2 separate regions of the Homo sapiens genome follow, and region 2 is linked to region 1. A link is a loop called in an ENCODE intact Hi-C map of the cell type or tissue named here. Cell type or tissue: stomach. All regions are shown on one strand. Each heading gives the region's core, and the rest is flanking DNA. Links, peaks and the distances in the headings are about the cores only.

Region 1 (7,649 bases), core at 1,345-6,344:
AGATGGTAATGTCAGAAAGCAGCTACCACCCCTAGGGCTTGGGGGAACCAACAAAAGAGTTTGGCATTGCCAGAACCTAGAATCTTGAGGAGAGGCCCCAGAGCATTGTGTCTCAGACCTTGAGGACTTGGCACTGGGACACCATGAGGGGTTTCTGGGTGTGGGAAAGGGCTGGAAACTCCCCAGTTGCTGCCACCAGGGAGAACTACAAGTGAAGTGGAAGGTGTGGGCCTTTCTCCCTTTTCTTTTCTCGTCTTCTCTCTCCCCCTGGTGCTCATGTTTGACAGAAAACAGCTGAAAAGGCAGAACTAGTTTGGGGAGTCTTGACCTGGCATCATAAAGCAGAGAAAAGCAAAGCTGGAGTGAAGGTGAGACACAACAGCTCATTAGCAGCAACAGCCGTCTAGCGCTCCAGCTTCTGAATGAAATTCTGAAGAACAGCGCACTTGGAAGACAAATTATTTGACAGTTCTGACAGACGACCAAACTAACAGCATTTGAAAAGCAAGATGACTCAGAGAATACAGAATTTAATCCAAATCCCAGATCCTATCTCTGCCTTTGGCCAGGCCTAATGCAAGGAGAACCTGAGCACACAAATATATGCAGGAATGATCAGGACCTGTGCCTGCATTCTATTCTGTCTCACCCACCTTCAAATTTGTTGTAAAAACATGGGCTCAATAAAGGTTTGTGAATCAGGGAAGGAAGAGAAGGGGAGAAAGGAAGGGAAGGAGCCAGCTCCAGATCTGTGTCTTGCAGAGGATAAAGGCCAGTGTTTTTAGATCACCCAGTGTTTTTCTAAGCCCCCAATACTTATTTTGAAATATCAAAATGTTCAATAACTAAAAAAAAAACCGTTACAACAATAAAACATGTTTGAGGGTCAGATGGACTGGCAGTTTGTGACCTCTGGGGATAAACAGGTCACTTTGGAATCACAGACTTCCTCATTCCCCTTAAATCTCATATGGTACCCAGAAGCCCTTGGAACTTTGGAAGGTGTTTATTCACAGTTGTAATGTCCATGCAGACCCTGGCTCTAAGACCCAATTGTGTAAGGGTAGGTTTGTAGCCCTTATCCCAAACATTCTAAGTGTGAGCCAATGCGTCACACACTCAGAGGCCAGAGACTGTATTGGGGTCCTTTATTTCACGTACGAGTCACATTCCATTAAGAGACCCCAGAAGTCAGCTCTCTTCCACTGACTGGTTCTCTTCCCTTGTTTCTCTTGCCAATGTGTGCTGCCCAGGTGGCAGTGCTCACTGTCAGCAGAGAAGAAAAATGCTTTCCTCCTTGGACCTCTTTTCTCTTTTTCTCCTCCCTACTCACATTCAGGTTCCCTAAGCTTCCCCGCTCCTTGTGCTGAAGTCATTCTATGGTCATTTCTTCAACTGTCTACTTCCCTGCTGGATGGGCACCCAAGACTTGGCATCCTGGGGCATGTAGAAAGGGGAAAGGGAAGGGAAGGGAAAAGAAGTCCTCCCAATTGTCTATCTGGACCTTTCCACACTGCCCAGAGTACTGCTATGGGCATCTCCTTATGTCTCCCGATGTGGTGCATGCCAGACCCTGCAGGTAGAAAAGGAAAGAAAGCAACCCATTGGACCAGGCCAGCAAAGGCTTCAGTCACACAGCTGGCTCATACTTATGGCTTCATATTCTGTTGCCTCTTGAACCAGACATTTCTTCCACTCTCATAACCTCCAGTTTAGCTCGTATTCCTCAGCATTCTCCATGTAATATTGTTGCATGAAACCCATGCAAGTCAGCCAATTTGCTCTTTCTCATCTTGTCATTTATAAATTGATGCTGAGAAGTCTTTTTCCCAAGGTTTTTAGTAATACCTTCATCATCCCCCATAGTTCATTTTGGGCAGTGATTCGCTTCTTTGACTGTACATTAGAATCATCTGAAGAACTTTCTAAAACTACTGATCTCAGGTCTCACACAACACTAATTAAATTATAGTCTCTGGTGGGGTAGGGCTTGGGCACTGCTATTTTACCTTAAGCTCTCTGGAGTCATTCTAATTTGTAGCCAGTGCTAAGGGTTGCAATATAAGTGAATATATTTCACGTATTTGTCAAACATTGACTGAGTGCCCATTATGTGCCAGCCATTATAATAGGCACTGGTGATCCCACAGTGAATCAGGCACACAATGCTGTCTTCACGGAGCTTGTTGTCTAGTGGGAGAGTCAAACAAAAGTGTATATCAATAATTAAGTGATTACAGATTGCAATAATTACAATAAGGGTGATAAACAGGTTGCTATAATATACAATAGTATTGCCTTTCACCAGACATTTCTTAAAGAGGTAAATCATCTATCAGACACCTTTTAAAAATCTCATCTAATTTCAAAAGTGTACATAAATAATTAAGTGATTACAGTTTGCAATAATTACAATGAGGGTGATAAACAAGTTGCTATGAAAGAGAAAGATAGCAGAGATCTGGCTTTGAGATGGTGGTCAGGGAAGACTGCTCCAATAGCTGAGTTCTAAAGCTAAGAAGGAACTGAGAACCTTCACAGAACGTCCCAAGTAGAAGAGAAAGCACACTGAAGACTCTAGGGAAAGAGGTCTGCTTGTTGTAGGAACCGAAAGAAGGCCAATGTGGCTAGGTGCTGGGTAGTGAGGGGAAATGGCACAAGGAAAAAATGAGGTTAGAGAGATCAGTTGATACCAGTTAATGTTGGACCCTAAACATTAACCATGGTAAGTCTTTTAGAATTGATTCTAATTGCAATGAAAACCTTTTGAAAGATTTTAAAAAGATATCTGATAGCTGATTTACCTCTCTAAGAAATGTCTGGTGAAAGACAATACCATCACATTGGAGATGGAAAAAGATGAATGGATTCTAAAAACATTCTGAAAGTACATTCAAAATGTTTTTCAGGTAGCTTATGCAACTAATAAATAGTGGTGGCATTCTGGGTAAGACAAGGGAGGAGCAGGCTTGCAGTTTAGGGCAAGAAAGGGGTGGGGAGAAGAGCTCAGCACTAAAATCATGTGTTCCATTTGGGGCACATCGAGTCTGAGTTGCTATGAGACCACCAAGTGGAGATGCCAAGTAAATAGTCAGTTACATGAATCTGGAGTTCAGTGAAGAGGTCTAGAAGAAAGATGTATATTTGGGCATTATTCGGATATAGATATTATGTAAAGCAATAAAATTGGATGAGATCACCTAGGGAGAGAATGCACATAGATAAAAACTGACCTAGGACCACTTCATGTCTAAAACACCAAAAGCAATGTCAACAAAAGCCAAAATTGACAAATGGGATCTAATTAAACTAAAGAGCTTCTGCACAGCAAAAGAATCAGAGTGAACAGGCAACCCACAAAATGGAAGAAAATTTTCACAACCTACTCATCTGACAAAGGGCTAATATCCAGAATCTACAGTGAACTCAAACAAATTTACAAGAAAAAAACAAACAACCCCATCAAAAAGTGGGTGAAGGACATGAACAGACACTTCTCAAAAGAAGACATTTATGCAGCCAAAAAACACATGAAAAAATGCTCACCATCACTGGCCATCAGAGAAATGCAAATCAAAACCACAATGAGATACCATCTCACACCAGTTCAAATGGCAATCATTAAAAAGTCAGGAAACAACAGGTGCTGGAGAGGATCTGGAGAAATAGGAACACTTTTACACTGTTGGTGGGACTATAAACTAGTTCAACCATTGGGGAAGTCATTGTGGCGATTCCTCAGGGATCTAGAACTAGAAATACCATTTGACCCAGCCATCCCATTACTGGGTATATACCCAAAGGACTATAAATCATGCTGCTATAAAGACACATGCACATGTATGTTTATTGCGGCACTATTCACAATAGCAAAGACTTGGAACCAACCTAAATGTCCAACAATGATAGACTGGATTAAGAAAATGTGGCACATATACACCATGGAATACTATGCAGCCATAAAAAATGATGAGTTCATGTCCTTTGTAGGGACATGGATGAAGCTGGAAACCATCATCCTCAGCAAACTATCGCAAGGACAAAAAACCAAACACCGCATGTTCTCACCCATAGGTGGGAATTGAACGATGAGAACACATGGACACGGGAAGGGGAACATCACACACTGGGGACTGTTGTGGGGTGGGAAGAGGGGGGAGGGATAGCATTAGGAGATATACCTAATGCTAAATGACGAGTTATTGGGTGCAGCACACCAGCATGGCACATGTATACATATGTACCTAACCTGCACATTGAGCACACGTACCCTAAAACTTAAAGTATAATAATAATAAAATAAAATAAAATAAAAAAACAAAAATTGATGTAGGACCAATTCCTGAAGAACACTGACAGTTAATTTTTTGGTTTAGGAGGAGGAGAAGCCAGCAAACGACACTGAGTAGCAATATCCAAAGAAAAAGAGGAAAAAGGAAAACTGGGAGATTATGAGTGTCCCAGAGGGAATGTTTCAAGATTACCATCAGCAGTGAGCTTTGTGTAAAGGTGGCCTCCTGTAATAGAGGTGCGGGCAGGAGAAGGCAGAATAGGGAAAAGGGGGTGAAAAAGCTTCCCTCAAGATTTATAATACAGTGGAAGAGAGAGACAGAGAGAGAGAAAGAGAAAGAGAGAGAGAGAACTTAAGGAGGTAGAGGAAGAGAGAGAACCAAAAAAGAGGGAGCTGAGTATAGAAGCAATTAGATTCATAGTTTTTAGTTGCGGCAGTGATATTTGAGTGGGGGCCTTTTATATATTCCATTCTAGGTGTTTCCCAGTTGATGGGAGAGGGTCTTACCTAGATCTGCATGTAAAAGGGAGTAGGCCAGCTGGCAGACTTGACATGGATCAGTGGTAGAACATCCTAGCAGTTCTGTGAATACTCTCTGAGAATGACATGAAAGGTATTGGTTCAGGCCTTTTGGAGGTGATAAAAACCACCAAAATGTGGACTTATTGCAAATTGTATTTGTTACCATTTGCAATGATTATAATTATTCTCTTATATATAGGCTTTCTTACATATAGCTTCTCTTACACATAGCGTCATGAGTTATGCCTTCTCTTACATATAGTGTCTGCTATGAGTTATGCCAAGCAGGGCAAACAAAATTGCTGCCTTTCTTTAAAAAGAGGACGCTCCTAGTATGGGCCTAATTAATTATGATAATTACAGCTATGGCATGGAACATAAGCACATTCATATACACAAAGACAATAAAATAAAGAACAGTTCAAAAACAGAACAGTTACATTATATATCAGTTTCAGTATGAATAATACCCTGGACTCTGAAATATGTCTGGGGCACATTATTCTGTAATTGGTGGTGAAAAAAAATCTGCATCTTATCTCTACGCCAATCCTTATGAAGGAGCTGTTTTTCAGGAGTTCGAGAAAGAGACACAGGGATGTCCAGTCATCAAAGCCGCAGAGCCTGAGGAAGAATAAAGGATTTGTGGCAGGAAAACCCAGTAATGAATGTATTCTGCTAGTTTCTCAGCATAGAACTTAGAAAAGAGGCCACAGAAGGAAAAGAGAAGTAATGTTAGACAGCTGATGTTGGCAATGGGCAAAGAATTTCATTCTCATATGCAGGGCAGTGGCTAAAGGGGCAGTGTTGTGAGGAATCACATTCCAGGTCATTCATGTCCAGGGTGTGGTAGGAGGACTGTGTTTCATTTATTTTGTACATGGCCCAGCTATGACCTTGTGCAAGGAAATGCTTAATCATTTTCTATCACAGTTGCAAAGAGATTCTTATCCTACTCAGAATGTACGTCTTCTCTTCTGTTTCATTTACAGTCACAACCCAAGTCCTTGCTTTGACCTCCAAAGCACCACTTGATGTATCCACTTCAGAAACACACACAGACAGCTCACCTCTTTCTATCCCTTACCTTCCTCCCCTCTTCACTCAAACCACCTACTTCCTTTGCATTCACTCTTCCTTCAGCCTGAAATAATCTTCCTCCAAATATCTACCTTCTCACTCCCTCACTTCTCTCAAGATACACTTAAATGTTATATTCCCTATGAGGCCTCCCCTGGCCATCCCTCCCCAGCCTTCCTATCCCCCCTCTCTGCTTTATTTTATTCTCCTTAATATATATCACACTCTGATAAACCATTGAATGTACTTATCAAGTTATTGCCTCTCTCTCCCTTTCCATTGTCTCCATCACTGAGAGCTCTGTGAAGAAAAGGATTTGTACCTGTTTCATTTAGTGCTGTACCCCCAGTTCCCACAACAGCGCAACAGGCACTCAATAAATAGTTGTTGAATAAGTGAATAAAACAGAAGTAGCTGCATATTTTCTGGTAACAAATGATATTCTTCTGAAAATGTCATATTTTCAGACATATTTCCGAAAATAAATTCAAATTAGATAAACATTGTATTTTTAGACCATTTCTTCTTTGCATTAATCATCCTTCTCAATAATATAACATTTGTAAAACTTAGGTTAGATATGGGCTCTTCAACTTTCCATTACAGAAGATAAAGTGAAAAGGCTAGACCCAATGGTGTTATTCCTTCATCTACATCTATCCTTTGGAAACACATGACCAAATTGCTTGCCATCACAATCTCAAAATCTACCCTTTGGTATTAACTCACTTCACTTGTCCCTCTGTCCCTTTTTAGATGGTAGCCATCGGTCTCTGGAGCAGTGTAGAGTCAGAACAACTTCTATTTGGGGAAGAAATCATTGCTGGTGACCTTACTTTCAATTACTAACTTTCTAGTGACATTTACATAATTTTAGAGAAAATTAACACCTACACTTGTAAAGTTGTGGCTTTCCCACACCTATTTATCATCTCTCAATATTCCTTGAAAAGGAAATTATCAATTTATCATTCTATATTGGCAATGAAATGCCCCTAATATCTGTCACCTATAAGACAATTGAAGATGATGTGTTGAAAGCTTTCTGAAAATGCTGATCATTACTTTAAATGGAATTGAAATTCCAGTTTATTATTTCCAAAAATATGATCTTACTGATCATAGGATAACATTTCATAACATTTCAGAGATTTCTTCCCCTTCGAGGAGCCAAACCCATAGGACCTCTGGACTCCCACAGATCCTGGCAGGGAGTTCCCACTCATAAAAGCACAGGTGCCCTCAGAGTCATTCAGGGATGAAGAAGCAACCCTCATTGGCCATGTCCTACGTTCCCCATATAGTAAGGACTGGAGGAGACCAGTGCTCAATTCTGCAGTCTCAGACAGCTGTCAGAGGAGAGTCATGAATGTGCAGTGTCTAGCACATTACAAACGTTTGTTAATTGACTGATCATTCATGGTGTGACAGCCCTATAACTCAGCTATCCTATTCAGTCAGAAATTAACTCAGTAATCAAAGTCATTAAAAGGAAGAAAAAAAAAACCTACAGTACCAGACAGATGGTGGGGAAATCAGACAGATGAAAGGAAAAATGGCTGTAGGTCATTGAGTAAGACACTGGGCAGCAAAACCTGGGCCTTGTGCCTGGTTATACTCCACATTATAGCTCCAGCAAGGTTTGGCAGGATTTCCACAGTCCTGGCTTATTCTAACCTTTCTTGGGAGCAGGAGCAGTGTTGGTCAGATAGACAGACACATAAGGAATCTGTCCAACTGGCACCGTGTGAATTTG
Region 2 (7,649 bases), core at 1,575-6,574, 200 kb before region 1:
CAGATCACCTGAGGTCAGGAGTTCAAGACCAACCTGGCCAACATGGTGAAACCTCGTCTCTACAAAAATTAGAGGAGCACGATGGCAGGTGCCTGTAATCCCAGCTACTTGGGAGGCTGAGGTGGGAGAATTGCTTGAACCTGAGAGCGGAGGTTGGCGTGAGCCGAGATCACACCAATGCACTCCAGCCTGAGCAACAGAGGAGACTCCATCTCAAATAAAAATAAATAAATAAATAAGTACTGTCAATTATCCTTATTTTTTTACAGACAAGAAACTGAGGGAAAGAGTCATAACAATAATAGTAATAATAAACCCTTCCATGGCTTTTCATCATGCACCAGAGGGAACTCACATATCTCACTCTGGCAAACAAACCTTCACACAGGCTTTCAGCACCTCCCCACTGGTAACTGATGCTCAAGCTGAAGTTAAATCCTGGAGGTGCAACAAGTCAAACTATTTGATAACGTATTTCTCTGCAGACTTCATCCTTCTGTCAGAAATGCCCTTCCCTGAACAACAGCCCACTCCAGCTGTGTCCTCCTAGGAAGCGTCTCTTCTTGCAAAAGTATACACCTAAGTCACTTCCTCTGTGAATCTCCTGGATGTCCCAAGTTCCCTCAGTGGCTTATTCCTTAAGACTTCCTCTGTATTTTCTTCCTGTCACTATGAAGTCTTCCTTCTCTAATATTTGATTGTTTGGATGCATGTCCCCTACTCATACTGCAAATACCTAGAGGGCAGTGATTACACTGTCACACTCTTGTCCTCACTGACCAGTGGTGTCCAGCACAGGCTCTGGAGCCAAGTTTGGACACTTACGCTGAGGGGTTCTGTGCACCACCTGCACATCACCATCCTCATCCACGAAATGAGAATAACGTATCTCTTTCACAGGCTATCTGAATAATAAGTCATAAAACGGACAAAATATACATAGAACCCAGCAAACATTTACTAATGAAATGGGGAACACTGTATCACTGCACAACAGAAGAACCGTGGCAGAGAGCCAATAGACCTGGTGAGGGACTGACCATTTTCAAACAGGCCAAAAAAAAAAAAAAAACAACCCCACAACAGCAAGGGATGGGGCATTCCCATGGCTGACAAGCTTCTCCAAACAACCTAGATCATTACCCAGCACACATCGGGAGCTGATTCAACCTTGAAATGCAGTTAGCACCGTATCCCTGCTTATCACAATACCGGGGATTCCATAAGTGCTCAAGAAATGCTGTTAACAGTGACAGCAATAACAGCAATAAATGCTGTAGTTATTATTAGTTGATTCAGCAACAATAAGACTCCTCATGGGGAAAATTCCTATAAATAAATGTACAAAATTCCGTTATTTACTATAAAGTCATATTTCCTAATCTGTTCAAAGACTTCAATTGCATAACTCAATGTGAGTTTTACTTTTTCATTTTTAAGTATTAGCTAGCCTGTTTTAAATAATTTTCTCTGGTGAGCTCAAAATATTTAAGGCAGCTGAACAATCTTGTTCTCTTAAAAATGAAACTTAATTCAACTCTAAAAATATCTGAAACCGAACATGCATTATTTCTGGCGTACTCTCCCTCAAGTAGCAACATCAACTATTTCATGACATTTTCTAAACATCGTGTCCACCTAAACCTTTTTTTTTTTTCAGGTCTCACAAGGACTAAGAATTACAAACTCTTCTTTCAGGCTTCCCTAATTCCCCTCTATTTAAAATCTCTGTCCTGATACTCAGATTTGTCCAAGTCAAATATTTCATTACCCACTTTGAAGTTACACATGAGACCTCACTCAGAAACCCAAGGCGCTTCTCACTCCTCTCACTTTTGTGTATACAGTGTACTGGGTACATCTTTGCTGACTGCAAGCTCCCCAGGGCAGCAACCCATTTAATCTACATTTGAGATCTGTAACTCTCTGCATAACGACAGTAAGGATCTCTGTGTTGCTCCTTGTTGCTGTGAGCCCACTTAACTTTGGGAAAAGTTCCCTTCAATAAAATCAAACAGCAGTGCTTTATAGCTCTGCTCCAATGCTGAAAGTAGGAACTGAAAATAAAACACGTTTCTATTACAAAGGAATAAAAGTCATTTCTACCGAAAACACTTTACAAATCCTAATAACAATCATCAAGACAACGGAAGTCATAAAACCAATGCCAGAAAAGGATGACACTTGATAGTCAATCTTTTCCCAAACGTGCTGAATGATTCTTTTTGCTATCAATGCCAGAACACAGAACCTATTACTAGAAGTTAATCTTCTGAAGTGTATGTGATTTAATCCAATTCAACACATATATATGTGTGTACTCCCTTGGCTGTATCCCTTGCTAGGAGTGTGAAACTTGCTACATTACATTATGGCTATGTCTACACAGCCAAATGCTTTCAAATATACTGTATAATTTGCTTTTAAAAGTTGAAAAAGCTGCTGACGACAAAGGCGAATGTCAGAGGTATCAGGTGTAACAAAGTGATAGTAAAACAAGATTAGATATTTGGAAAACATGCTCTTTTCATATAGTATAAACAGAATCCTTCATTTTCAATTAAAATACATATAAGAATATAGAGAAAGGAACTGTATATTTACACAGGTAAATTACTAATTACAAAGGGTAGAATAGTAACTTTGAAGGAGAAAAATCCGATAGACACCACCTTACCCAAATCATCAAAGTTACCACCATCAGTATTGGGATATGATACACTGATACATTCACAGCATCACCTCCAGGCTATTCCAAGCAAAGGTATGTAACTTAAATCTATTAATGAGAAACTGGAGAAAGGAAAAATCAATGGACAGTCTACAAAATAACTGGTGTGCCTCCTTCAAAAATATCAAGGTCAAAAGAAAATGGCTAATGAACTGTTCTAGATTAAAGACAACTAAAAAAACATGACAAAGGCAACACAGACACTGGATTGAATCAAGGTTGAAAAGACTGATGTCTGGAGAAGCTAAGGACTTTGCATTAAATCACCTTGTCTCTTAGTGGCAGCACTGATAAAAGTAAAGCCCAAAGCTCCCTCTGAGATGGTAGACCTGGGAACTTAGGGGTAAACTCCTGAAATTCATACATTTTAAAAATATTTCTCTTTTTAGCCTTTGGCCTGTCTTAGTTCAAAGCCTGGATACTCTAACATAAGAAATATTATTATAGGCACTTGATCTTCATGGAGTTAATATTCACAATTTTAAATATACATTAATAATCATAAAAACCCATGAACTGCAATATACTGTAAATCAACTGGATCAAAAAACAGAATCGTATGTTATCTGGCTTACAGAGGAAGAAAAAATACAGCTAGTGACTAAACCTAATAATCCATCCATTATGGGTATGCAAAAAATAAAAGTTTTAACTTTTTGGTGGGGAGAAAAATAACCCTCCAAAGTCCAACCAGCCATAGTGATAAGGAAATTAATGGTAAAACTAATGAATCCAACAAGTCCATAACGTTCTTAAGTAGAAACTGGAGCTATACTTCCCTCCATTTCTCCATTTAGTAGGGGAAATCATGTGGTCCTGGTGAAACACTCATATCTGGGATTTCCCAGAAATTACATAACCTTTCCAAATTATCAAGATCTATCAAACTGTTTTTTGTTTTTGTTTGTTTGTTTGTTTTTTGAGGGAGAGGGTCTCTCTCTGTTGCCCAGGCTGGAGTGCAGTGGCTCAATCCCAGCTCACTGCAGCCTCAACTTCCTAGACTCAAGCTATCCCCTCACCTCAGCCTCCTGAGTAGCTGGGAATACAGGTGTGCACCACCACACCTTACTAATTTTTTTGGTGGGGAGGGTTGGAGAGACAAAGTCTCACTATGTTGCCTAGATTGGTCTTAAACTTCTGGGCTCAAGCGATCTTCCTGCCCTGTTCTCCCAAAGTGGTGGGATTATAGGCATGAGCCACCATGCCTGGCTTGAACTCTTATTTGCTCTAAAATCGTTTTAAGTTTCAGTTGTAAAAATCATTCCTGCACTTCCTTTTTGCATTTTTGTAGCAGTCGAAGTCAGATTAAATTGAACATCAGGAAAAACACTGACAAGAACATGTTACCAAAAAAATATATATTAAGAGAACATAAGGAATGGAGTAGTCTCTCCGATATAGCTGGTGATAATGAAAGTTTCAAGGATTATCAATTGGGAGAAATTTTTTTAAATACATACATACACAGATGCAGAAATATGTAATCACATCACACACACACACAAACATAAATGTTTCAGGCCTAATTATTCATTTATTTATTTTAAAGATTACTGACCACCTTGTGTATGCCAAGTACTGTCTTCAGAGACTCAGCACTGAACAAATCTAGCGAAGTCCTTCATGGAGCCTGTGTTGTACTTGGGAGTGGATGTAGACAGATGATCAAAAATTAATAAAAAATATAACATCAGATGGTGTTAAGAACAATGAAGAAAAATAAAGCAGAATAAGAAGACAGTAACAGGGAGATATTTTGGCAGCAGTGGTTGGAGAAGGCTTTTCTTAGGAAGCGCGTCTGGGCAGAGACCACAGTGGAGCAAGGGAGCAGGCCCATGTGCACCCACAGGTGAAGGAAGAGCCGCGCCCACAGGTCAGCAGAGCTCTGAGTTTGGAATGTGCAGGCAGGTCGCTGGCGTCGCTGAGTTACACAATCTGAGTGGGACAAGGGGCCATGCAAGAATTCTGGGCATAAGGGTGGCGTAATTTCTGCCCTAACAGGATCATTCTGGCTACAAAGTGGAAAGCTGACATTAGAGGAAGAAAAACAAAAACAAGAAGATTGGCTAAAACCCTGCCATAGACAGGCAAAGGTGGTGGTGGTTTGGCCAGAGTAACAGCAGGGACACAGAAGACCAAGTTTTCAGATTCTGGTTTTATTTTGAAAGTAAAGATGACAAGATTGTTGACGGACTGAATGTAGGATTTTGAGAGAAAGATAAATACCAGGAATGACAATTTGGCTCTTACCCTTACCCATCCAATAACTACACATAACATTTACTAAGAAGAAATGTCAGGAAGAAACAGTTAAGGGATGACAAGAAATCAAGACCTTGATTTGATATACATTATGGTTCAGATGCCGATTCAGACACTTCAGATGTCATCAAAGTGAAGGTGGCTAGTAAGCAATTGGATATCCAGGTCCTGGGGAGAAGTATTAATAAATCCAATGGAGACTGGTTGGGCAGTGGCTCACCCTGTAATCCCAGTACTCTGGGTGGTGCAGGTGAGAGGATCACTTGAGCCCAGGCATTCCAAAAAAGCCTGGGCAACACAGTGAGACCCTGTCTCTACAAAACATTAAAGAATTAGCCAGGCATGGTGACACACGCCTATAGTCCCAACAACTTGAGAGGCTGAGGCAGGAAGATCACTTCAGCCCAGGAGTTTGAGGAAGCAGTGAGTTATGATCATGCCACTGCACTCCAACATGGGTGACTGAGACCCCCCACCTCTAAAAATAAATAAATAAATAAGTTAATCCAGTGGAGATACACACACACACACACACACACACACACACACACAAATGTAGATATATGAAGAAATATGTGTGTGTGAAGGCTGAACTTTGCTGAATGAATGAAACTTCAAAAAGGATAACAGAGGAGAAGGGAGAAGAGAAACCTGAACATCATGTTGTATCTACTTCAGCACTATTTGAAAATTTTGTAATGAAAATGTATTACTTTAGTAATAAAAAGGGGCACTTCTTTTGTATTCCCTCAAATAAAATAAAATGCTGATGGGGGGAATAAACTCAGAGAAATATAAAGATAATAGAAGACCACCGTGAAAACAACACTAAGAGGCCATCACTGTTAACTTGTGGATTACTACCTTCTAGTATTTTTTCCTGGGCATTTCTTCTCTAAAATACAGTTTCTTTTTGCTTATTTCTTTTAACACGTATAGGATGATGCTGAACTCAAAGATGGCAGCCACAGAATTCAGACCATGTTTTTGTTTTTAATTTTAAGTGTTCATGCTTTTTAGAGTGTGCTCCAATCACACCACTCCCCACCACTTTATACCCCAACTCATTTATCCAGGGCACCACCTGGCATCTGAAGACGTCTGTACTTTCTGTCCCTCCTCCTCAGAGATTTGTGATTGGACTCTCCCTTACAAAACCATAAGCTGTTTTCATTTCATAAGGAATTATTTATAAACCCAATCTCTAAATGGTCATATTTATATATAACTCTTTATGTACATTTCTGGTTTAGCATCACATCTTCTACAAAGCATGCTTTAGCACCACCTCAAGAAGTCACAGTCTAGAAACCAACATAGTGGGGACTCTGACTCAAAATACTGACCATGGCCAGCATAACTCTGGACACTGGGGACTTGGTGAGAATAAGACCAACATTCCTGCCCTTATGGGCCTTACATTTTAGTGTATGTGAGGTGGGGCACAGAGTGACAGATACAAATATTTTAAACATAATTTCAGATATTGAGATGGACATTGAATAAAATAATAACGTGAGAACATAACCAGAAGTAGAGGGAGAAGAGAGAAAGAGAGGGAATGCAATTTAGGTAGGTGGCCAGAGAAAGCCTCCTGCAGAAATGACATTTGAGCCAAAGCTGCAATGAAGAGACAGAAGCATGCAAATATTCCAGAGAAGACCAACCAAGTACAACAAACAAGAAACACAGAAGCCCTGAAAAGGGAAGGAGCTCTGCTCAGCATATTAGGGAGATAGAAGGAAGGCACTGTGGCTGGAACATCACAGGAAGGGGGGGAGCCGGGGGTGGGGGCAGATCAGCGATGACTTCACTGGCCACAGTAAAGAATCTGGATCTGTATTCCCACTGTAATAAAAAATTGCTGCAAATTTATAAATAGAAACACAATATACCATTTAGGTTTGGAGATTAGTATAGTAGTTATGCAGAGAATACAATGTAAGGAGCAAAAGTAACAGCAGAGAAAGCTGCTAGAAGGCTGTGACTCCAACCAGTTAAGAGATGTCGGTGGCTTGAACCAGCATTTCAACAGCTGTGGTGGTGAAAAGTGTTCAGATTCAGGATATATTTTGGCAGTAAGATCAACAGCCCTTGCTAATGGAGTCAGGATTCTGAGACTGAGTGAACTAGGAACAGCTGCCCTATCCATACCCGAGCAAATCAGTCTCACCACGGACCTTCTCAACACTCACCATGCTGGGCTGTATCCAGAGGGTACAGGCAACAATTACTTGCAAAATCAATAATGAAATGTAAGGTGTATTGTATTCTCTCACTTACCCAAATTCGGATCAGGAGCCTGACGTTTCTTAATTTTAGCTTCAGATATAGCAGAATAATAGGCACAAGTCATCTTGATCAGCCACGTTGCTCGAACCATTGGCACAGAATATTTAGCTAAATATGCAAAAACATCCTCTTTTTTACTAAGGATAGGAACCTAAAAAGAAACAACATAGTATATTTATAATAATCACGTACTGTGTTCATCACTAGATAAACCTAAATAAAGGGGAAGCAAAAGAAAGAGTCTGTAAGTTACCTGCTGGCCCTAAGAAAGTATATCCTTGATGGATTTTCAAATAGTGCATGTAGTTTTTGTTTTTTTAAAGGAACATTTTAAGCCAATTTTCATTAAGAAAAAAATAATCAA

The links. Hi-C counts contacts between places; a loop is a spot of excess contacts. Peaks named below come from ENCODE experiments on the same cell type or tissue, not always from the same donor. Only the 100,000 strongest peaks of a DNase experiment are listed, where the experiment ranks them.
Region 2: a loop joins it to region 1, with 2.8 times the contacts of the local background. A loop is called at or near these places in 1 of 110 quality-filtered maps.

What each region holds. Positions count from the first base shown.
Region 1 is chr3:150,931,798-150,939,446 of GRCh38, reverse strand. All of the region lies in intron 2 of CLRN1 (clarin 1), which reads left to right. Among named protein-coding and RNA genes, the nearest start is that of MINDY4B, 30 kb to the right of the region's middle. In stomach, for the core only: no CTCF peak of the experiment used is centred there; no DNase peak of the experiment used is centred there.
Region 2 is chr3:151,127,612-151,135,260 of GRCh38, reverse strand. It overlaps MED12L (mediator complex subunit 12L), which reads right to left. Exons shown (of 45, transcript NM_001393769.1): 5 at 7,277-7,436. Among named protein-coding and RNA genes, the nearest start is that of MED12L, 46 kb to the right of the region's middle. In stomach, for the core only: no CTCF peak of the experiment used is centred there; a DNase peak (open chromatin) is centred at 4,640.